3 separate regions of the Mus musculus genome follow, and regions 1 and 2 are each linked to region 3. A link is a loop called in an ENCODE intact Hi-C map of the cell type or tissue named here. Cell type or tissue: left cerebral cortex. All regions are shown on one strand. Region 1 holds the start of Flrt2 (fibronectin leucine rich transmembrane protein 2). Region 2 has its middle 100 kb from the start of Gm35326. Region 3 has its middle 23 kb from the start of Gm40552.

The links. Hi-C counts contacts between places; a loop is a spot of excess contacts. Peaks named below come from ENCODE experiments on the same cell type or tissue, not always from the same donor. Only the 100,000 strongest peaks of a DNase experiment are listed, where the experiment ranks them.
Region 1: a loop joins it to region 3, with 9 times the contacts of the local background. A loop is called at or near these places in 6 of 42 quality-filtered maps.
Region 2: a loop joins it to region 3, with 2.4 times the contacts of the local background. A loop is called at or near these places in 2 of 42 quality-filtered maps.

Annotation. Positions count from the first base shown.
Region 1 is chr12:95,691,167-95,699,166 of GRCm38, reverse strand. It overlaps Flrt2 (fibronectin leucine rich transmembrane protein 2), which reads right to left and starts at 6,941. Exons shown (of 2, transcript NM_201518.4): 1 at 6,552-6,941. In left cerebral cortex, CTCF peaks have their summits at 391, 3,266 (motif pointing right), 3,466 and 4,877; DNase peaks (open chromatin) are centred at 5,217, 5,781, 6,101, 6,972 and 12 more places; H3K4me3 peaks cover 8,000 bases; H3K27ac peaks cover 7,810 bases.
Region 2 is chr12:97,971,040-97,979,039 of GRCm38, reverse strand. No RefSeq gene overlaps it. Among named protein-coding and RNA genes, the nearest start is that of Gm35326, 100 kb to the right of the region's middle. In left cerebral cortex, a CTCF peak has its summit at 4,697 (motif pointing right); a DNase peak (open chromatin) is centred at 4,741.
Region 3 is chr12:97,215,566-97,223,565 of GRCm38, reverse strand. No RefSeq gene overlaps it. Among named protein-coding and RNA genes, the nearest start is that of Gm40552, 23 kb to the left of the region's middle. In left cerebral cortex, a CTCF peak has its summit at 4,819 (motif pointing right); DNase peaks (open chromatin) are centred at 4,977 and 5,730; H3K4me3 peaks cover 240 bases; H3K27ac peaks cover 1,490 bases.

The DNA.
Region 1 (8,000 bases), 1.5 Mb after region 3:
TCTGGGCCCGTCTCAAGTTTCCCCTATTATGTAAGCACTTAGGGGCAATAAAATTTCACAGACATGCAGCAGCGGTCTTAAGACAACAGTCACCTTGAGTGCACAATTCTTTCAGGCAGTTTACATTGCTTGGATTTAATTTATTTTGATCATATTGTCAGTGCTTTACAGAATAACCATTTAGTAGGACTGACTCGATTCACTGATAACATTTTATTACTGTTATTAAATATCATTAACCATCCTGAACTCTGTATTAGAAAAAAAATGGAATTAGAAAAAAATATGAAATATTCAGAAAGATCTATGGAGCTGGTAGGTCCCCAGGCACACATCATCTGTCTGCAGATCCTGATGAGAAGAAAGAAAAACAATGAGTGTTCACTTCTCACAGATAGAGGTCACTAATGGACTGAATTTGAATCAGTGTGGCAGAAACCACAAAGTTATTAAAGCAATCCAGTGGAAAGAAATGAACTTGAATTAAAATTAAAGATACCAAAAGGTGATTAGCCAGAAAGAACGCATGACCCAAACAGAAAGAAAGCTCTTCACCTTGACTTACTGGAATGTTCTAAAGAGAGAGCCAAGGTCTCTGAGCACCAGTCTCTGAGCACCAGTCTCTGGAGCACCCTCACTCTTTCCTTGCATGCATTTATTTAGAACCCTGGGCACTGCTGATCCTAGGAGCAAACATTCGTCCTTAGAAAAGTGTAGCACTGAAGGCTCAAACTAGATGAGATGCTCCAGCGGGGCCTCTACAGAATAAGACTTCTGGATGTGGCCATCCTTAAAACCACAGCCTCACACTGGGGAACTGAATCACCGATTTAGGAAGGTTGGTTTAAATCCTAAGTCAAGCTATCTAGCAGGCCAGAATAAAGGTAAAGGACATCAGAGGAGGTTCAAATGAGAACCATGCGTTCACACTCAGATATGATCACTTCAACCCAGACCCTGCACACAGAAAGAAACGGGACAGACTCCTCTAAGGACTCCAGAGAAGGCCAGCATGACATCTTTTGGAACCTAATTTATTTTCCTGAAAGCAACCCCAGAGAACTTGCAGTGAAACCTCCTAAGTATTAAGATATGGGCCCCTTTACAAAACAAAACAACAACACGAACAAAATGAAAAAAAAACTAGCATTCCTTCTGTGCAAGGTATGTAATCGTGTTCTATAATAGCATATGAGGTTCTGCTAGAGCACAGCGGGTCCAGTTCTCTGTACAGTTCCATGGCCCTACTATCAGACACATAGGATAGCGATTGAAATCACATCTCTCAACGTCTGTCCTTCTGCCACAGATATTTACAACTTCACATGAGCGTGGGGCGCCGCACTGTCAACAGTCATTAGTAAAGACCCTGAAACGGTTAGATCCTATCTTGCTTTGATTACTTCTCAGGCTTCACAAAAAAATACAGATGAGGAGAGAAAAGTTGTCCACATTCAGCGGCAATAACACACCATAAGAATGGGCAACTTTTCTGGGTGTGCACATTCCCCAAAGATGAATTCTCCTCTAATATGGTGGCCAGCCGGCTACATGCATCTGGCAAATATCCTTGCAGATAAGACACAATCCAGTTCTAACATTTCAGATCCCTTCCTAGAATTTTATATTCATTCAGCAACAATCACACAGTGCTTGTATAAATGCCAACCCTGCATTCTATTTACCTTAGAATGTTTGGGGGGAGGGGGTGGATACTTCTTGGCAGATTTAATAAGGTCATGCCAGGTAGAACTAAGACAGAATCCCACTCCGGTATGGAAGGCATCCTTCATATTAGCTTTGGGCTGGGGGGAGTTAGACATAATAAATTTAGCAATAATCCTGTAAGCTAGTGGACATGCTCTAAGGGTCCTGGAACCCGGCGTGATTAAGTAGACTCCCGGCTGAATGGGGGAGCAATGGCTCCCATTTAGAAGAGGTTTTGCACAGCAGACACAGCATGTAAAGAAATCTGATCAGCACTTTGCACTCCTGTAGGAGCATTTACAGGGATTTGCGCCTTGCGCTTGCTTGATTAGTTTACTGTTAGCTTTATAGGAGATTCCCTCTATTAGAACTAATCAGAAGCTCTCAGAGAGATGATTTTCATTCAGGGAAAGTACTAAGAGTTTCCAGGAGAATTAATAGTGATCATCATAATAAAGATGAGAGCAGGGCCCCAAGAGATGTGTCAAAACTCTATAGGGCCTTACGGGGGAGTGGGGGGTGATGGTAGTGCTGAATCCGCTTTGCCCTGGGAGTGAGCAGTAGCTATTTTATTAGCTGAAAACCATAGGGCTGCTGTTCAGAATGTGTGAGCCTCTTCCCTCTGGTACCCTAGCCTCCTTGCACACATGAGGCCATTCTCACTTCCCCCACATCACTGAGCATCAGGCCAAAAGGGGGGAAGGGGCTGCTGTCTACAACATCAGTAACCTCAGGCAGCACTATGGACATATCCAGATCCCCTCTCCCCCTACTCATTCCGCTACCATACTCACACAGAGTAATTTTAAACTACCAATGGCTAGCACGTTTTATTTTGCCCTTCAGTGAAAATGTGAATTTTATCGTTCATGCTTTCATGACACAAGAAGGTTAAAGAAAGTAGGGAAGACTCCGAGGATGTGGATGCAGGGAAAGACAATTTTCCACTTTGCTTCCCTTCTCCAAATCAGAGATCCAGGGAGAGCTCAGAGAAGCGGGCAAGGGGCAAGGTAGAGTGAGCTTCTTTTCCGAAATAAAACTGAGGGTTGGGGGGAGGATGGAGGTGACTGAAATCCGTCAAGCTCCTCTCTGGATTCAAGCGCAGTTAAAAGTCCCTGGCTACACATTCCAAATTTCCAAACTATACAAAATCAGACACCAGCTGGGGCCCACGGTTCTCCTGAACTCCTGGGGGAGAAGGGGGTCGACTCTCGCACAGCTGCCTATCTGGCAAGAAGAAACACCAAGACACCCACCTCCTCCCCCCCCCCACTTCCCCCACCCCCCCACCCCGCCGCCGCCGCCACACACTCACACTCCCACACCCAGCTAACAGGACTGTTCAACTGCCTGCGCTGGATACCCATCCCCGGGACCTTGAACTTGGCCTCGGTCTTACTTTGAGTCAAATGTAGCTAAAACTCTGCTCTCCGAGGAAAGGAAGCCCAGAGTGGGAGACACGGTTAAGGCTGCGCGTTTACCTGCTAAGGATTTTCAGGTCTCCTTCCAGCCCCGCTGGTAATTCCTCTCAGCACAGCGCCCTCCTCCCCAAGATCCAAACTTTTGCTAGGTCCTCCAGGTGGCGGCGGCGGTGGCTGGAACCGAGCTCGGTCTCCCGCTGCGTCGGAGCCCCGGGAGGCAAAGGCTGGAGCTTCAGAGCGGTGCGCGCCCCCCGGCAGCCTGCCGGCGCCCCAGCTCCCTGCTCGCCTCGCTTGCTGTCGCCTACGTCCCCTACGGAGCCGCGGCATCCTCTTCCCCCGTCCTCCGACACCTCCGCCTCCAGGGGTCGGGCATGCCACTTTCTCTAGGCTCGGTCTGCTGCCGCAGCTCCGGTCTTCCCTCCTCAGTCTCACCCTCTCCGCCTGGCGCCCCGACAAAAGTAGGGCGATCTAAGAGGGCGGTGAAGAGCGTCCGAGCGAGTCCCGGACTGCCGAGAGACCCAGGGCTACGCGGGTCGGTTTGGGGAACCAGCTCGGTCGCAGAGAAGGCGCGGACCACGCGCAGCCGGGCGTGCAGTTCGGGCTGCGCGGGGGCGGGCGCGCGGCTGACTCCAAGTGCAGCGTCTGCGGGGCGCGGGGCTGGAGGCTGCTCCAGCCACACTGCAGCCTTGATCCGACCGGGTCAGCTAATGTAGGCTGGGAGCGAGGTCTCCACCCCCACCCTCACCTGACACCCCCTCCCTCTTGGGAAATGTTTACTGTAATGAATTCGCGGAGTCGGCTGGGCTCCTCGGGCGCCCCTCCTCTCCCTCGGTCCCTCGTGTTCTGGCGCGCTCCCCTCTTGGAGCCCTCTTTCTCAGCTCCCCTCCTCCCCTCCCACCCTTGCGGAGTCCCTCCCACTTCTCTGGTTTAAAGAATGCTTGGGAGGAGCCGCAGCAACTCTAAGCTTTCCAAGAGAAGTCAGATGGGGCTTTTAACCCTGTCCTCCCTGGAGAGAGTTAAGTGCACCCCGCTTTGCCAGGGATGCCAACTTGACCCAGCGCTGCTCCTCTCCCTCTCTCTAAGCTTCCTCAAGCGTCCTCCCTACACACCCGGAGCTTCTCTGAAAGATGAAAAATCCTTTCTCTAGTCCTCTGGATGTATGTCTACACCAGAGGAGCTATTAGACTCAGAAATGATCGAAACGTAACATGAGAGGGTAAAAATATAGCAAGTCTCTCAAACCAAAATGGCGTTATTTCACTCGCCGGCAACATTGGGGATGTGCTGCACCCCCAGTCTATCAAAGGTCCACTCAGCAAGCTTTCTTCCATAAACTTTAACTGTAGAAATTAGAGTGTGGCATCATATTTAGACACATCTACTTTCCCCCATTACCCTGCCTGCTCCTGGAAAGAGAGATGTTCCGTAGATGAGTTGTCTCCATAAATTACAATAGACAACTGACAATGACCGCTTCAAAGACTAACCAGCTCTACAGTTAGGACGTCCAATTGATACAGCTTTCTCACTTGCGAGTCTCTTTGCAAAGGTTAAAGGGTAATCTAAGAAATGGGAGACATGACTCTTTATTTGATCCACCCCCACCCCCTTTTGGCAAGGGGATGGTGGCCTGGTTTGCTCCCCCATTCATTGCTGTCCCCGTGTCTCCAGCAAGTTGTGGTCCTGTTTTAACTAGTCTGGAGACCGGCGGAATACTAACAGAAGGGGGAGGGGGAGCAAGCCGTCGCCTAGCGTTAGGCTGTAGAGGCGCACCGTGGGTAGGGCCCCGGGAAAAGCGATTTACAACTTGAAAGCTGGCCTGGACCAACTCCCTAGAGATGTCCTCTGCTCCGGGGGCTGAGAACTTTGGCAGGGGCGTTGGCTATAACGCGCTGGAGATGGTTTCCGGAGGAACCCCCGAGCGAGACCGCACTCCTTGTCCTCAGTTCAAAGTCTGAGTCACTTGGCAGCACTTCCCCAATTGTTTTTATTTCCTTGCAGTGCTGTTGTGTCTGCTACCTTCATGGATTTGAGCTCTTAAACCCTGGTAAGGCGACTTGGAGAAACGCCCGATTTGTCTCCCAAGCCACACAGGGATCCACCCAAACCCGCCGCGACTCGGGCATTCTCTCACATTGGCACACACCACTGGGGTTCAAGAGAGCTTGCCACCCTTCCCCGTGCTTTATATATACAAAGGAGGCTAGAAAACACATAGACATACCCTCGTCTGTCTTTTCTCCAAACTCAAAGTGTAACCTACAAATAACCAGGAGAGAATGGAGCTCCAATGGAGACTTTAATTTGAGAACAGATAGTGAGAGTCATCTTGGAAGCTTCCGAAGTAAAGTGCCAAGATAAGAGTGGTGATGTTGATAGCCTTCAGGAACAACTGCCCCTGGTCGCCCAAGGCGCCTGGCAGGCCACATGATTTATCCAAATAGCAAGTGTGGGACCAGCCCTTCCAAGACAGACTTAGCTAGCTGGGCTTCTTAATCATGGAAGAGATTACAAGAAAAAGTGACCACACTAGCTCTCAAAACTCCAGTAAGAGCCCTGGGCTGTTCAGCTCAGAGGAGGGCTTTTTCCAGGAGGCCAGAGTCTAGTGGAGGCTCTAGGGCAGCTGGATAGGTCCGTCCCCCTTACTACTCTGGGTATCTGCATTCAGCGCCTGAGGGCATAGAAGGACCTATCTCCGCAGCCCAGGCACTGGACGCAGGGAAAGTGGACTCCCCAGTATCGGGATCTCCTGGGGACTTTTCCATCCCTGACCAGTAAGGAAAGCACAATTACACCAGCTATGGAACTACCAGTTCTGGTGCAACAGCAGGGCAGGAAAGGTCCTTGGCTTGTAAAAATCACGAGCGATTGGAAAGAAAACGAACTAGCATCCCCAATTTAGTGGGGAATTGATCCCGGATTTCGGGCATAGGGCAGGTAGGGGCTTGAGATACTGAGGCTTGATAATAACACTTCTTGCATTCAACCCAGATGGGTATGGAGGGTTGTTACTTACCGGACTTAAGAGAAGCATTCTAAGGAAATGAAAGGCTGTTCTAAGCTTAGGGGATTTGGAAAACTCCATTTAGGATCGATGCTTTTGGCAGGTAGCAAATGAGCGATTTTACCCACAACTCGGTTACAAAACTCCCTAGAGGACTTGGAATCGACTTGAATGTAGAAGGCGCAGCCCCCCCCCCCCCCACACACACACACACATACACACCGGGTCCCCAAGTAGTCGGGGTAGATAGAAAAAGAATCCCATTTTCTTTGCGGATAAAAAGACAAAACATAGAACACCCACCTAGTGACCACCCACCACTTGTTCAAAAGGGAGTGGGGGTCCAAATAATGTGGTGGCCATGTAAAGAAAGCTAGGGCAGTCACTAGAAATTTCACCTGGCACAGCAATCCTTTTACCTGGCAGCCTTGTCTCCTTAGCTCATCCGAATCCAACCGGGTCCGGGAGGTGGAAAGGGAAGAAGCTAGAGCGGCAGTAGAGGGACTCCCCGGGCATGGTATTGTTTTAGGGGTCGCCGCCGAGGTCCCTCCTGCCCATCGTTGAGAACTGCCAGTCTGGTCCTGAGGTTCAGTGGACGCGGTGACCGGTTCTGCGCTGCTGCCTCCACGTTCTGGAAACTTGGGACAGAGGACCAGATAAGAGCGCACCTGGAAGCAGAGAGAGAAAGAGCTCTCTGCGTGTTTGAGAAGCACTGCCCTTGGTGTTATCTCCCAGCGCACATTCCTTGGTGGTGACAATGGATGACGCCAAACTCACAAGTGATGGCGACTGCTTTCAAATGTACAACTAACTGCAAGGTACCCGGCAAGACAGAAAGCTTTGCTCACCTCCCACTCCTTTCCCTCCCATCGAGGAGGGAACTGGCTTAACCCTGTGTTCACCCTACACTCCGGATAGAAGCTAGATTGCGCTGAGAAACCACAGACGCTGGCTTTCCGGGCAAAAGCTTTGTTCACGTGCAGTTCCAGTGGGCGTGTGGCTGTCTAGGGGCACTTGGGTGGCAAGGTGCCAGTGGCGCGCTTTCCGAGAGAGACTCGGAGATGGGAAGGAACCTAACGTTTCATCCGGACCAGACCCAGCCCTCACAATCTATTTTTTTTTTAACCTCCAGTTACCGGATTTATTGAAGTTGCCAGCAAAGTTGGCTTTTATTCCTTTACTTCTGTGTCCCCCGCCTCTCATATAATTTCCTTGCCCAGCTGCGCTTTGAAGACTTAGAAATCTCTGATCAAGCTCTAACTCTTAACAGAGTTTCAAGTGCAGTGCGAGAGGAATGGAGAAGGGGACCCACCCACTCCTGCCAAATTTAAATGAAACCGCAAGGAGAGTGGCCTCCCTCCTACCCATCAGAAGCTGGTGTCAACTAAATGACATCAGTTAAATAAGAAAGAGTAAAACACCTGAAGACCGGGTGGAAAAGAGACAAGAACGAAGTTGGTATGTGATTGGGTAAACGAGCCTAAAGAGAAAGGCATGAGTGGAATAAACATAGAGAGGGGGAAAAAAGAATACAAATGCAAAAATTAAAAATAGGGGAGCAGGGCTTGATATATATCAGGTTAGTTTTAAGGGCGATTTGACTAACAATGTCTCCTCAGCTCCCTTGGAACAGGTTAATTATATAATGAACAAATTCCGGCTTGGGTTTAGTGAACAGCTTTGCCTATACATTCAGAACTTCCAGAAAGTTAATTGAATAAGCAGAGAACCCGTCTTGTTGACCCAGAAAAGAAACTCAGGCCTGAGAAAACTGTTCTCTTCTGCTGTAGCTTTCTCTGTCAAATGAGCCCAGACACTGTGATCTGAGCACAAACGTACAACTGTTTTTCTCAGGCTCTATTCTTCAG
Region 2 (8,000 bases), 760 kb before region 3:
ACGGATTGCATAACTATGCTAACTCAAAACAACACAGTCAGCAAGGACTTTGGAGAAAAGGCACTGCTCAAAACCCTCCTCTCCTTTAGCTTGACATTTTCTTGATCAGACACATCATGGTGGGATCTCGGATCGAATATATCACAGGAAGAATTTGGCCCTACCAGCTGGAATGGGGAGAAGGGGGGAGCTGGCATCTGCAGTATCTGCCAGTGATTATTCAAGGTATGGCAGGAACAGAGCTTTCTGTACACAAGCCAAATGAAATTATTAAGGTTAACCTTCTCACTCAGCACTTAATAGGTAATCAATTTTCACTCCCAACAGTGGAGGGTAAAAATCAAGGTGGGGATGATAATGCTGCCTGCTTACATTTGTGACGGGCTGTTGAGTGTGCCAAATGATTTTGCATGTATTATTTCATTTAGTTTTTGCAGCAACATAAAATTGGCGGAGCGCACACGCGTGCCTGCCATGCATTAATTCCGCACCACTTATTTAACAAGTATTTTGGATCTGTCTACCATCCACCAGACTGTGTGGTAAGCTTTGGGGCTAGAGTGGTGGGAAAACAGACAAACGTCTAGTATCTTGTTCTGAGTAAGGTGGAGAGGAAGACATTGTTATGTGAACCCAAGGTCATAGGAAAAAAAGCTGTTTGAAACCAAGGAATTTTGTTCCAACCTTGATCCCTGGCCACAGGGCTATTGTATGTGGGGATTATTTTCCTTTGTTATATTCAGCTGTAACACAAAGCTCCTCTCTCAGTGGTCTAGGGAACACAGCAGATCTGCTGCGGTTCTCCTTAGGGTTCATTTAATCTTACCCTGGGTGGTTTTTATTATCGTTTGGAGAGCCCTGTAACTCTCTCCACAGAAGTTTATTGTGGTAATACCAGTAGCACCCTGTATGCTTATAGACATCACAAAGGTATGCTGTTCGGAACACTGTTCTGAGAACTATAGCTTTCTTCCCCTGATGTCAGGAAGCAGTGGGCAAATCCCCATTGTCTGCACATCTTTTTTAAAAAAACACTTCTCAAATACCTCTCAACATTTCAATTTCAATGAAAGTTTTATCCCATTCTGTTTTCACCATGCCTTTCAATGTTCCAGCCATCTCTTCTCTCTCAGGCTTGGGGATTTTTACACAAATGCCAGAATATCTAATGATATGTGGTACATCTTGCCTCTGCACAGCGGCCAACAACAGTGGATTGTACTTATTTCTGAATGGCAAAAGGAGTGTAAGAAAATGACTGAAAAAAAATAGCCACACATTATTATATCAAAGTAGTTTAATGACACCGTAGAGGAACCAAATCAGGGCATTTCCTGGGAGCAACAGTCCAGTTACTGATTGGAATTTATGCCTACGGCAAGGAGAACAAATGCAGACAGTCTGGAATATCAGCTCTGGCCAGCTGCTGGTTTTTTTTTTTTTTTTTTTTTTTTTTTTTTTCTCACAGTTGCCTGGGCATCACTTAAAACATCAGGATCAACACTACAGAACTCCTCAAGAGCAGGGTTAATGTAGGAATTAGAGAACAAATTCAAAGTGATTCATGCCATGGAAGGCTGCTGTATGGCTTGAACGTAATGAGAAAAGAAAATGGGTGTAGGTTTTCCAACCAATTATTCAATGAGAAAGACCCAGAACATAGAATGAAATAAAATGAGTCACAGGAAACTTTACCTGGACATTCTCTGGAGTCCTTTCTCACAAGTGAAAACTTGTAGCCTTTGTGATTATTTCCTTTTTCAGAGAAGGAAGGTCATGTGTGCAAAAGTGTATTAAGAGAAACAAACAATATGATTTGAGGTGCACATTGCTAGATCTCACAGGCCTATGGGAACATTTGGAGACACATCATGATTAATGATATACTAATTGATTTTTTCCAAGAAAGGATCTCCCTAGTTAGTTCTTTATCCTAGAACTTCTTTTTTTAAAAAATTTTTTATTACGTATTTTCCTCAATTACATTTCCAATGCTATTCCAAAAGTCCCCCATACCCTACCCCCCACTCCCCTACCCACCCATTCCTACTTTTTGGCCCTGGCGTTCCCCTGTATTGGGGCATATAAAGTTTGCAAGTCCAATGGGCCTCTCTTTCCAGTGATGGCCGACTAAGCCATCTTTTGATACATATGCAGCTAGAGTAAAGAGCTCCAGGGTACTGGTTAGTTCATAATGTTGTTGCACCTACAGGGTTGCAGATCTCTTTAGTTCCTTGGATACTTTCTCTAGCTCCTCCATTGGGGGCCCTGTGATCCATCCAATAGCTGACTGTGAGCATCCACTTATGTGTTTGCTAGGCCCCGGCCTAGTCTCACAAGAGACAGCTATATCAGGGTCCTTTCAGCAAACGCTTGCTAGTGTAGCAATGGTGTCATCGTTTTGAGGCTAATTATGGGATGGATCCCTGGATATGGCAGTCTCTAGATGGACCATCCTTTCGTCTCAGCTCCAAACTTTGTCTCTGTAACTCCTTCATTCCGGAGTTATATAGACTAGGCTGACCATGTATTCACAGAATCCCCCCAGTTACTGCTTCCCAAGTGCTGAACTAAAAGCATGTTCCACTACACTGAGATATTTGTAAGGGCATTTCTTCCTCAAATGTTAGACTCCAAGTGTCCTCCTCTTCCTCAGGCGTTCAGTTAGCTTATCTGAGATTCATCATTGAACATATGTTGTTCCTGAATACCCCTGACATAAATGTCTATGTTCTCAGTGTCTCCACTTGGTTATCAAGAAGACATCTGATATGTTGTGCGTGAGAATGGGCTTCTAGTATCTACATGCTCCCATTCCTGAAATGAACACACACACACACACACACACACACTGGTTGAGGGAGAAAGAGCTGTTCCTCTTGTTGCTCTCATGATCAGCTACAATTTTAAGTCATACAGATGAAAACCATCAGAGACATATTTGACTCCTTTCCTTTCTTTCCACTCCACGTTTGGTAGGATCCGTAAACTTTTGCTGTCTCCTCAAAAGACATGCCAGCAATCCTTACTGTATCATTTCTCTCCTAGAGGGCTGTGCTAGTCACCTTTATCTCTGGAACAGATCTTGGCAATAGCTTCTTTACCACCCTTATTCTGCCCACCTCCCTCTCTATTCTGTATTCTCAACCCAGTAGTTCAAGGTCCTGTCAGCATGTCAATTAAAGCTGAGACTGATGAAGCCCTATAATTCCAAGCTACCCAGAGACTGAAACAGGAGGGTCAGAAGCCATCATCTGACTGTCCTACCGAGTGAGTTCAGAGCAAGACATGCTCTATCTGAACACATTTAAGTTGAAAACCTGTTAGAAAGATCAAGGAAGGTAACTATATAGTGTTAAGTGGACAAATCCAATCATAGACATAACAAGCATAGAGGAACCCAGTCTTGGAGCATTCAGTTTACATAAAGCAATAATTTTATTCAAGGCTCACTATGTCAATGAATCCCTCTAAATAACCACCTTGACTCACATGCAAATACTATCTGTCTTTCTTCCTTGGTTTATTTTTTTATTCAAATGGATGACATGATACTTTTGTTAGAATAGAAGTTCTGCGGAGACAAGCTCTCGTGTGTGTGTACATTTGTATGTATGTATACACACATGTGTATGTGGTTATTTATGTAGGTGTATGCAGGTGTGTGTATTTATATGTATGTGCACGTATGTTTGTAAGTATATTTGTGTGTGTGCGTATATGTGTGTGTGAGAGAGAGAGAAAGGGAGAGAGAGACAGAGTCAGAGAGACAGAGACATAAAGAGACAGAAAGGGCAGAAAGGGCAGAAAGGGAGGGAGAGAGAGAGAGGTGAGGGAGAGAGAGAGAGAGAGAGAGAGAGAGAGAGAGAGAGAGAAAGAGAGAGAGAGAGAGATGAGTTAGCTCACTGCCTGCTGTATCATTGGCTTTCAATGTGTAGTTGCTAAGTGGTTGAGGGGATTAATGTCTCTTTTAATAGATCTCTACATTCTTCTTCTCCTTACTCATGCTAATATTGAGCCCCTGCTTCTCCAACTTGTACAAAATGCCAGTTATGACAGTCTTCTGCTAGTGATTACTCTTTGCCTGCTGAATTGCCAACAAAGCTGGAAGCCCTGTGTCTGAATGGACTGGATTGTGGAGTCCCTTAGCCGTGCATAGGCCATAAGCCCTGGCTTATGCTGACTTCTTCAGAGGGTTTTCTAAAGAGCTTCTTCAATGGTGGGATTTATCTTCCTGCTCTTCTCAATGGATTAAAAACCAGCTCGGAGCCAGGTCAGGAGGGTAAGGTATAAATACCCTCCAGTCCCCTTTATTCTTTGGGGCACCTGAGCCAAAAATCTTTTTCTCTATGGGAAGGAATAAAGTGAAGCTTTCAGGTCTTTGAGTCAAAGTACAAACTACACAGAGAGGTCTATATTCTCAAGTGTCAGAGAGTCTACATCGGGGTTCTATTGGGTCATTCTGAGAGTGATTACTGGACCAGCCAGATAGGATGGAAAAGGATAGACCAGAGTGTGGTTGGTGTGGCAGAGGTTCAGTGAAGAATTTGTTTCTACTACTTGGAAAGGGAGTAGGCCTTCCTTTCAGACTTTCCTTTAGAGCATCCTGGCTTGTCAGGGAAAGGCTGTTTTCGAAGCATTTCTTCCTTTTTATTTTTCACCATTCCTCCTTTTCTCTGTTCCTTTCTCCTCTCATCAGAAGATGGCAGCAGAGATCGCTGTCTTCTGCAGCTCCAGACCGTGGCTCCTGCATCTACCATCTGTCCAGCAGGACACAAATGCTCCCCAGTGAATAAACGCAGGGTAAAGTCCTTTCCAGAAACATATCGATTTCATCTGCGGAAAATAAATTCGCAAACTACCGTTGCATTCGTTAGTTCATTCTGGACAGAGCGATATAGGAGTTGTGTAAAACTCAACTCCCAATAGTGGCCATCCTTGAGGCTGTCCCTTTCATAGGAACTTAACTTATCAGTCCTCTGTGCAGAAAGGCCAGGTAGCCTGTGGAGTCTTCCTTTCAACCCCATGCAAATCCACACAGTCAAAAGGCCTGCAAAGCCTGCATGGGCTCTGCTCCCATCTTTCAGTTGCTTTATTTATCTCTGCCTTTCTACCTTGTTTGGTGTTCTGGTTCTGAAGCTAAGGAATGCACTCGCCTACCCATGCCCCAACTTTATCATTTGTATCTGTTTGGGAAGATAGATAATCTTGGACCTATTATTTTCTCTAACATGTAAGGAAATAGATTCATTGTAAATTTTTGTTTGTTTCTCCTCTGTCCTTCCATTTTCAAGTGTATTTTTAAAAGGCATTCAAATGATGCAAAATAGCGTGATATTTTCTAAGAAGCTCTCATGACAAGGTAATGGAAATTTAAATTATTATTTTCTTATTAGTATAACTTCAGTTTCAGCAAAATACCTGATAGAAATTGGTTTTAAAAGTCAGAGTCAGACCACAAGGGGAGGTTTTAAGCTTGTCCAGTTGTGACTCCCAGTTACCTCTGTGTTCTAGTCAGCTTCTACCCATTCTTTATCCTTGTATTATAAGAACAAAAGGGTCTCCCTAAAAGTACTTCCTTCCAGGTTGCAATGATCAGGATTGGGTCACATCACCATTCCCAAGTTAACAGCTAGTATTATAGGAGTAGTTCTAATTCTTACTCTACTTCAAGGTGAGTTTTCCTTGCGCACGCTACTGTTACTAGCTGAACAATACTGGGTTTCTTTTAGTAAGCAAAAAGGGTGTGGTGGTTGTTGTACAAGCAATTTGCATGATATGCTAACATCACTCAAAGGTGAGAGGATGTGGCAGTAGGCATCTTGCTCTTTTCTTTGTCTGGAAGGAGAGATGATGAGTGTTACAACACCAGTTGTTTTAGACAACTATACTGTGTGTGTGTGTGTGTGTGTGTGTGTGTTTGTGTGTGTGTGTGTGTGTGTGTGTGTGTGTGTGTGTGTGTGTGTGTGTCTGTGTCTGTGTAGGAGAGTCACTGAACTCCTGGCATAGTCCCAGCACTGGGAACAATATCATGAAAAATGTAATTCCTCTTCCCTGTAAGAATTCCACAAAGTCGAATGAATTAGATAAGGAATACATTATACTGACAAGTAGATAAATTGACACATAATGCATTGTATCAGATCTTTAGGGAGAGTATGCATAGTTGGGTATTTAGCTATACAGGGACTACTTATAAAATAGATGCATGGCATTACTACTACCTTTACTAAGTGAAACATGAGTAAACATGCATGTGCTGATTATGATCAAACAGTAGAGCTGACTGTGCTTAAATAGCTGCTGTCCATTCCCCATCTTTATCTTTCTTCCGTATTGGACAAGGCAAGCTTGGGAACTAATTTTTGTTATTTTGAAGTTCCAGGTTGGAGCTTTCCAATGATAGAGCTTACATTTAGTTCTGTGGCAGTTGCTGTTTAAATATGTAAGGATTTATAGGAACTTAGCACCAAGCCCTAGGGAATAATTCTCTTGGCTGCTGTAAATGTAAAAAGAAAGTAAGAGATCCAAGAAAGGGTTGAGAATACTGGATGTTTTCCAGGGAGCAACTGAAGTACAGGGGGTAGTTCAAGCAGAGTTTACTTGTTGCTTCTCTGTTGCTGTGATAAAATACCATGGGCAAGGCAGTGTTAAGAAGAAAGAATTTACTTGGGCTTATGGTTCTAGCAGAATAAGGTTCGCAGCAGAAAAACAGCAGCAAGCAACAGATGCAGCATAGTTGAGTGCTCATATTTGAACTGCAAACAGGTAGCAGAGACAGCAAACTTGAAATGGCATAAGTCTTTAAACTCTCAAAACCCTCCACCAGTGTTGAATTTCCTCCAGCAGGATCACAACCCCCGAACCTCCCAAAACAGTGCTACCAACTAGGGATCAAGTTTGCAAATGCCACAGCCTATGGGGAAGATTTTCATTCTGACTATTGCACTTGTATGGGCTTCTTTAGTTCTCCAAACAATCTAGCATTTGGGGAAGCTCCTGCCTGTTATGTATAAACTTTTAGTTTCTAGAATATATGCATTATGTTTCCTCTTTCTTTATCTAATTTTGGCATATTTAGAGGTTCATAATATTGTAACTAATGTATCCATGAGCATGCTCTCTCTCTCTCTCTCTCTCTCTCTCTCTCTCTCTCTCTCTCTCTCTCTCTCTCTCTCTCTCTCTCTCCGTGTGTGTGTGTGTGTGTTTGTACAAAATGGTCTAAGGGACATCATTCTTTTAAATTAGAAAGTGGATCCATTATTCCAACGAGAAAATAATACAGTGCTGCAGAGAAAAGTTGTTCTTTTCTCAGTTACTACTCAGTGTTTGCCATGGTGAAAATTCTATATACCTGCTTTGTTGCCTGTGGATTACATAGGTAAAACTGTGTTTTTACTATACTTGGTTTGTTTGTTTGTTTGTTTTACTCCGACAATACTTCATAGGCATCTTTCCAAGTGTGTGCTTACAGACATAGCCTCCTTGTTTTCTTTCAGTATTTTTTGAATGAGGTAATATCGTATATTAAATCATATTTCCCACTATTGGCATTCATGTTACCCCTAATATTTCCTATTACAAGAAGTGTTGCAGCAAATATTCTTAGAACTATTTTCATGCCTACATGAGAATCTAGAGGGGAAATCAATCTTACAAATCGAGTTGTTGGATCAGAAATCTTATACATGTCTCAATGTGGAGCACATTCCAAAACTGAAGAAAATCTTACTTTGATTCACAAAAGTAATTTGAATCTTGCCGACAGCTCCAATTCAATAAATCGGCATGATTTTTAACAAAATGAAAGAAGAGGCTTTTGAACTTGACACCTAACTCTTGGCACCTGTCACCTAATTCTAACTACATTCGGAAGGAGAGTGATTTTGGAGTGGTTTCATTGCAGAAAGGTATTTGCCTTTCCTGGAGGCTAAAGGGGCAAGAACATAGTCATAATAATCTTCCCTTTGCTCTTAGTTCATTCACATTTGAACAGTGGT
Region 3 (8,000 bases):
TGTTCATCCTTCTTGCCTCACTGGGTGTATTTTCATCCCTCTGCATAGCAGCATTTCACTCAGTATTTGTAATTGCCACTTTCAGCACAGATACCTTTCCTAATAGGTTTGTTGTTTTAAAAAGGAGAAATTGAATAATTTTCTCATAACCCGACGATAAGTGGCCGATGTCACAATTAAAACTTTCTGGCATTTCCAAAGGTCATTATGCAGTGAACACTAAAATATTGATGAAATAAATTGAAGAAGGTACACATTAAAAGGCAACCTTGCTAATATCACTAATATATATGTACTATCTGAATTTTTCTACATATTAGATACAATTTTTATTCAAATGTCACTGACTTTTATTTACAGAGATGAAAAACAAATTTAAACATCATGTGGTATCATAAAAGAGATCAATAAGAGATACTACGAAAAATAGAACTAGAGAACTTGATTTATTTTATTTAAAAATCTATAAAACCCACAGCAATCAATGCATCATGCTATTTGGATAAACATGCAAATAGAAAAATTTATGTCCATGCATGAATATTTGCATATTCACAAGAACACCTACAGATACCTATATGCACTGAAGCAAATATACACACACAATAAACACATACATAATCTTACACACACATGCATATTTGATCAAATACACTTATATACATGCACATATACATATGCAAAGATACACATATCCATAGCTGTACACATTCATGAAAAAATAGACATTCCAAAAAACATACACCAATGCATATATACATAGAAATACATAGGCACATACATATACAAACACACATATAAATACATAAATATAAAAGATGCAATATCAGAGGTACACATACATGTATAAATATACAAACATAAATGTACACACATGTAAACACATATACACACAATCATATACACATATAAATATGAATGTGAACACACAAGCATGCATACACATACACATTAAGGTACATACATAAATGCACAGTCACACACGGTCACATATGCTTACATAAAAAAACATACATATGCATTTAGGCACAAATAAGAACATGTCTTCAATAAACGCATATACATAGATGCATACACATGCATTTATATGTAAATACTCAACTAGGTACAACAGACTCATAAAGAAACTCGCATAGTTTCACATGCACACACATAAGTTATATATGAACAAGAATACATACAGATACACAAAATACATATGTACACATATATCCACATATAGACACACTTCCTCAGGCACGAACACACACATGTATATGTACCTATAGGCACCTATAGTCACAGCATATATACTGCCATTCATATGAATAAACATGCTCACATGTGGGCAAGCAGATAAATGCACTCAAAGAAACACACATATAAACACCCAAAACAACACAGGCACACAGGCACACAAGTACAAACAAGCATCCAAGCACAAATTCTCATGTAATATGCATAAATTTATCACAGTACAGTATATAAACACTTACACACATAAGTATGCATACACCTGAATATACATACAAGTTCACATAAATGCATACACATATACCCTCTACAGGCAGAATTGTACACAAATTGACAAATAAATATAAGTTCACATACACATGTAAAGATCTGCACATAAAAGCAAGAATATAGACACACACACCATTGTTTCTCAATTTCACATATACACATACATACATACATAGTCACGTACATACATACATACATACATACATACATACATACATAACATACTGGCAGACTAATACATGTATATTCAAACATATATTCATATATATATATATATATATGTTCAAAATCTCACAGGATACACATGCATACACACATTTACACTAATAAAAACAGCCCACTCAATTGAATAAAGTGTAAATCTCAGAGATAATCTACTATTTATTAGACAACTGATCTTATATCCTCATGATGCAGAAGAATGAATTTTTACCCTACTCTCTCATCATGTACAAAAGCCATTGTACAATACATTAATCAACCTTATGTCAAGATGGAAAACTACAAACTTACTGTGAAAACATGTAGAACAAAAGTAACTTTGATATTAGTTTTGGCATTCATTCAGTGAACTTGAAACAGAGACAAGCAAGTGAAAAAGGCAAATATAGTGGCTTCTAATTAAAACACTTGTGCACACCAACAGAAAGAATCAGAAGAGTAAATAGTATGTAAACTTGCAGAAGATATTTGAAAGGGCTGACAAGGGGTTGACACCCCAATTGTGTCAGGAACTCACCTCATTTTTAAGAAAACAAGCAATCTGGATGAGATACAGAAAACAATCTGAACAGATATTTCTCTAAAGAACACACAGATATTCAACATTACTAATCAACTGGGTAATACAAATTAAAACCACAATGAGCTATTTGCTAGAGTGATTATTATCCTAAGACAAAAGCTAGCAATTGTTGGCAAGAAGGCAGAGTAAAGGGGAACTTGTACATTGTGGGTGGGAAGGTAAATTGGAAGCTATTTTAGAAAGCATTGAGGCTAAAGCTAATATATGATTAAGCAATTTCACTGTCGTGTTTGTATCTAAAGGAAAGTAAGGCAGAATGCTGAAATTGTGTCTGGGTTCTCATGTGCATTACAGAGTCACATTGATCTACATATGGAGTCTGTCTAAGCATGTGGCAACGAATGCACAGATATAAAAGAACAGAGCACTTCACAGTCTAAGAATTAATTAAATATTTTTATTTTATGAATGTTTTTCCTGCTGTATGTCTGTGTACTGTGCGTGGGCAATGCTCACAGAGGCTAAAATAGAGTGTTCAGGTCCTCTGGAACTGGAGTGATTCTTAGCCACCAGGTGCTGGGTTCACAAAATAAGTTTTCTTGCAGGTCAGCTGGTGTTCTTAACCACTGGACCCTTTCTCTAACACCACTTTTTAGTCTTAATAAAGGGATTGGTGACAATGTGGATGGCTCTTGAAGATTTTTACTTTAAGTGAAATAAGCCAAGTATGTTTGTGTACCATATGTGGGAAGTGCCTACAAACACCTACCCAATACCTGAAGACAGCCAAGGGAATAGAGCCTTGATATTCTTAACCATCCTAAACAAAGACTTCATTGGTGTGGCTATGGATGTGTTCATTAGCATGACTTACTTATGTCAAGTCATTCCAGAATAACACCTTGTACTTCGTCAGTCTGTACAATTTTGAATAATGCTCTGCTATGCTTGCAGGTAGGAACCTAGCATAATTGTCTCCTGAGAGGCTTTCACCAGTAGTTTAGATGCGGGGACCACAGCCAAACATCAGTCTAAGGAGTCTCGTGGAAGAGTGACTGAAAGGAGTGAGTGAGCCAGAGGGGTCAAGGACAATACAGGAAGACCTACAGAGCCAACTACTCTGGACCCATGGGGGAATCACAGAGACTGAACCAACCAAAAAGTATGCAGGGGCTGGACCTAGGCTCCCTACATATTTATAGCCGAAGTGCAGTTTGGTCTGCAGGTGGGTCTCTTTACATTTGGAGCAGGGGGCTGTCTCTGACTCTGTTGCCTGCCTTTGGATCCTGGCCTGCCTGGTCAAACCTCAATGGAGAAGAATGTTCTTGGTCCTGCTGGGACTTGTTTTTCCAGGGCAGGGTGGTACCCAAGGAGCGCTTCCCAAGGGAAAGAGGGTGTAGTGAGGGGAGGTACTTGTGAGGATGGGACTGAGAGGAGAAGAGAGAGGTGGGGTGCTGCAACGGAGGTATAATTTTAAAAAATCCACATTGTCAAGCCTCTCACATCAATTTTTTACTGATTCATTTCATGGATGAATTTCATGTTTTACTGCTCAATTGAGAAAAGAAAGGAATCAAACGATGTAAACATATTTGCACATCTATTGCAAGTGGTGAAGATTTCTTAAGTACGTGGGTGTGCTTCAAAAACCTTTGCAGTGAATTTTGCTCCTTTGCCTTGACATCAGTCTACTTAAGCAGAAATGGATCTAAAAAACAAAAAATAAGCTTGACTTCCTGGAGCAACTATCATTAAATTTCCAACAGAGTGATAATCCTATTAAAACTAACAGATACTCAACCTATTTACTGGATACTAAGTACCTACTGTGTCATGTTACCCTCAGAAAAAGAGAAACAGTATGATTATTACTGACTAATAAATGGCAAAAGCCAGCCTTACAGAGGCTATACATTACCTTTGCATTCTTCTATGCCAGAAGCCACTGCTCTGAGCTAACAGATCTTTTGAACAAGACATTTATGCAACATTTATGTTCAGAGCCCCCTTCTCCAAGTCCCAAATAATTTCTTTGCTGCCAAAACTGTTCACCTAGTGTTTTTAAATAGCATTCATCTCCATTCTTTAATTATTTATTGATTTGGACATATATGCATGTGTTTATACATGTGTATGTATGCATACGTCTATGTGTGTGCCTAAGTGCACACATGGAAGACAGAGGACAAAAATGAAAGAATTGCCTCTTTCCTTCTAGCACGTGGATTCTTGAAATTGAACTTAAATGAGACATAGAAGTAAGCAACTTTACCCCCATAGTCATCTCAATGCTCTACCCAGTGTTTAATGCTTTTTTGTTATTTCTGTTTATTACTGTCTACAACAAAACAAAGTCCCTAATTATATGGCAGATTTGCCATATTGAAATCATCATTTTATTTTACCTATACTCTATATTTTCTGTTTTCTTCAACTTGCACAAGATATAATTCTATTCCTATTTTACTCTTCATATTTAGAAAGGGACAATATCACTGTCTTTCTCAAAGTACAGTGAAAGAGATCACTAATTTGGGATGGCTGCCTAGCTGTTTTAAAAAGTCAGCTAGAAAGAGGAGACCAGTAGATGGCTCTCTAATTCCTGAATTATAAAGGAGTAGAACACTAATACATTTGAGCACTGGTGAACAGATTTGGTTTGATTGCACCGATGACAAGAATAAACTTCATGCAGACTTGCTGAAATGGGACACTTTGTGCTGTTTTGTCATGTAGCTTAAAATGGGAAAGCTATTCTTGACCCTCCTTGTCCTTGACAAGTTGCAAAGATTGTTAAAGAAATCAGCACCAGCAAGGAAGACAATTTGTTCAGCTGTGAATAGAACAATGACTTCATCCGTACATAGCAGCATCTTCCTCGGGATCTAAGATAGTAAGAGAACCAGAACTAATGGGAAATAAATGGACCCAATTGCCATCCTCAGGTAACAGCAAGACACCTTTCACTGTGTGGCATCACACTTTACTGCAAAATATATAGGATGTGCTTGTGTTTGTTAAGATGAATATAGAGTGTGAAAGCTGTAGAAAGATGAGATATAGAAAAAAAGAATAATATTCCAATTTTGTCTTTACAGGATAGCATTGTGGTTTATGTATTTTGAAAATACAATTTGAAAAGGCAAAGAATGTCTTTAAAATATTGACAAAATCCCTTGCTAGCACTCAAAAGAAAGTAAAAGAAAGGAATTTATGTCATCAGCATATGCGTGGATGTGTCTGTATAAACACGATTGTGTATAGTGTACGGCTTCATGACTTGAAGATAATTTCCTCTTGTTCAGAACATGTTACCTCACTCCATCTCATGCCGTATATTCAGCTGCGGTTTTCAGAAGCCAAGTTTTAAAATGTCCTCACCATAAACCTGGCAGAAGATAAATACGTGTCCTGTCAGAACTTACTCTGGTGTTTTGAGACACGGCTCATTGCAGTATCAGTTCTCATAAACAAGACAGGGAGTGCCCCAGATCCCATCCTTAGAGAAGTCTGCATCCTTAGACAGTCTGAGGATAGCTTGTGGTAGGCGGGGATGTGGACTCCACTTAGCCTCAACTTTCACAGTAGCTTCAGGCTGGAGAAGCTTGTGCACACGTGACTTGTATGAAAGCTGTGTTGTACATTTTTTTTGCGTTTATATCTCACAGTCATCTAACAGTTCATAGAAGACACTACCAGTGACTAGGACACAAAGGTTGCTCTCTTGCATGGGTCACGAGCCACAGAAAGATTGGATGTATAAGAGCCGATTGGAATAAACTCTCCTTAAGTGTATCCTTGCAATTTGAAATTCTTGAATGTAACAGATCTCTAGAACAACTGAGTTTGATTTTATGCAGGAGTGTAAGAAAAAAGGAATGGAGATAATTCTTTCCAAGTTGACCCCACCTAGTTAGGACTTCTAATGCTGAGATTTCTAACAAGGGCTACATTAGTCTCCCTCAAGCACTGAAATTACAAGCACACAAAGAAGCCTCTGTGTGCATCAATTTGTCAAATTTGAAATCTGTACCATATAAAAATGAATGTACTTACTATAAATTAAATATTCCATCAGAAAGAAGGAATACTGATGTCGTGGCAGCTGTCATGAGGGCTGAGGCCCTTTGGAGTGAAAGATGTCTCTATTTACATTCTTATGTGCCACAGTTTACCACTGACATCTTCATCAAATAGGTGGATTGATGAGCGTATGCTCTTCTACCTTTAATTATTTCTCCAACAAGGAAGATGGCAAAAAAAAAAATCCACTGAATTTCCTGAACATATGAGGCCCCGTTACTCAAGTCAACTTTCTTTAACTGTCCTATGTTGGATAGATGACAGGCACTTCAACCAAACCAATAATGAATTTTTCTCTTTTTAATTTGGAATAGTTTAACAAAGAAAGGACTAAGGATATAGGAGAAGGATGATAGACTCAGAAACAGCAATGACATCACTCTCTCTTTCTTTTTAATGACATCATCTCTCACTTTCTCTTTTACACAGTATAATACACGGTGTGATATTGGAACGAGCTCTAGTACATTCCATGCTTTTGAAAAATCAATCCTTTTATAAGAATAGGAATACCTAATTGCACACAAACATTTTATATATATACTGATAGCAAAACACAAAGGAGGAGAATTGGGGGTAAAAGAGTAATTCTTTAAAGAGGGAGTTGCCCATGGTGAGAATTGTGAACTTCAAAGAGGGGATAGTTGGCATGGATGGCCATCTTAAGCTTCACCCAAACCTCTGCCTTTCCAGACTTTATAGGTGAAAGGTGGAGATAGCATCTACAGATTTGTGAAATACTGGCACAAAGGGGAAAGAATTTCTATCCATTCTCAGTCCAAAGCATGCACCAAGTGCCTACACCTAGTGTACGAGGTACTAAAGAAACTGCTTTCAAAAATAGATTCCTTTTGCAAGAAAAATTATTTCTTTTTTTACTGTGAATATAAGCCTAAAGTGCAATCTTGGTTCTTCCGTCTGGATTAACCTCACCTTGGAGGAAGAGGGTCAGGGATGAAGCACCTAGTCTCTTTGCCCTTGACCTCGCAGGGGTGATTATGTATTCTCTTAAGTCCAACATAAAAATAGATTGTTGTGGGATTAATGTGTCTTCTCCAAAGTTCAGATGTAACTATAATAACATATTAACAGGTAACTATCACAACATATTAACAGGATCCTCAGAATCACCAGACATGAGCAACACTACTAAAATATTAGAATGAATATCTACCACAAACATTCCTGTCCAAAGAAAAGACAGGGACAAAAATGGAACAGAGACTGAAGGAAAGGCCAGCCAGAGACCACTTCACCTAGGGATCCATCTCATCTGCACACACCAAACTCCCACACTTTTGCTGATACCAAGAAGCACTTGTTGATAGGCGCCTTGTATGGCTGTTCCCTGAGAGGTTCTACTAGTGCTTGACCCTTACAGATGCAGATACAGCTAACCATCGGAAGGACCCCGGGAACCCCAATGGGAGAGTTAGGGGAAGGACTAAAGAAGGATAAGGGGATTACAACTCCATAGAAAGAACAATATCAACTATCTGGACCTCCCAGAGCTCCCAGGGACTAAACCACTAACAAAAATGTATACATGGATGTTCCATGGCTCCAGATATGTATGTATCAGAGGATGGCCTTATCTGACATCAATGGGAGAGGAGGCCCTTGGTCCTGTGGAGGCTTGATGCCACAGCATAGGGGGAGGTCATAGTGG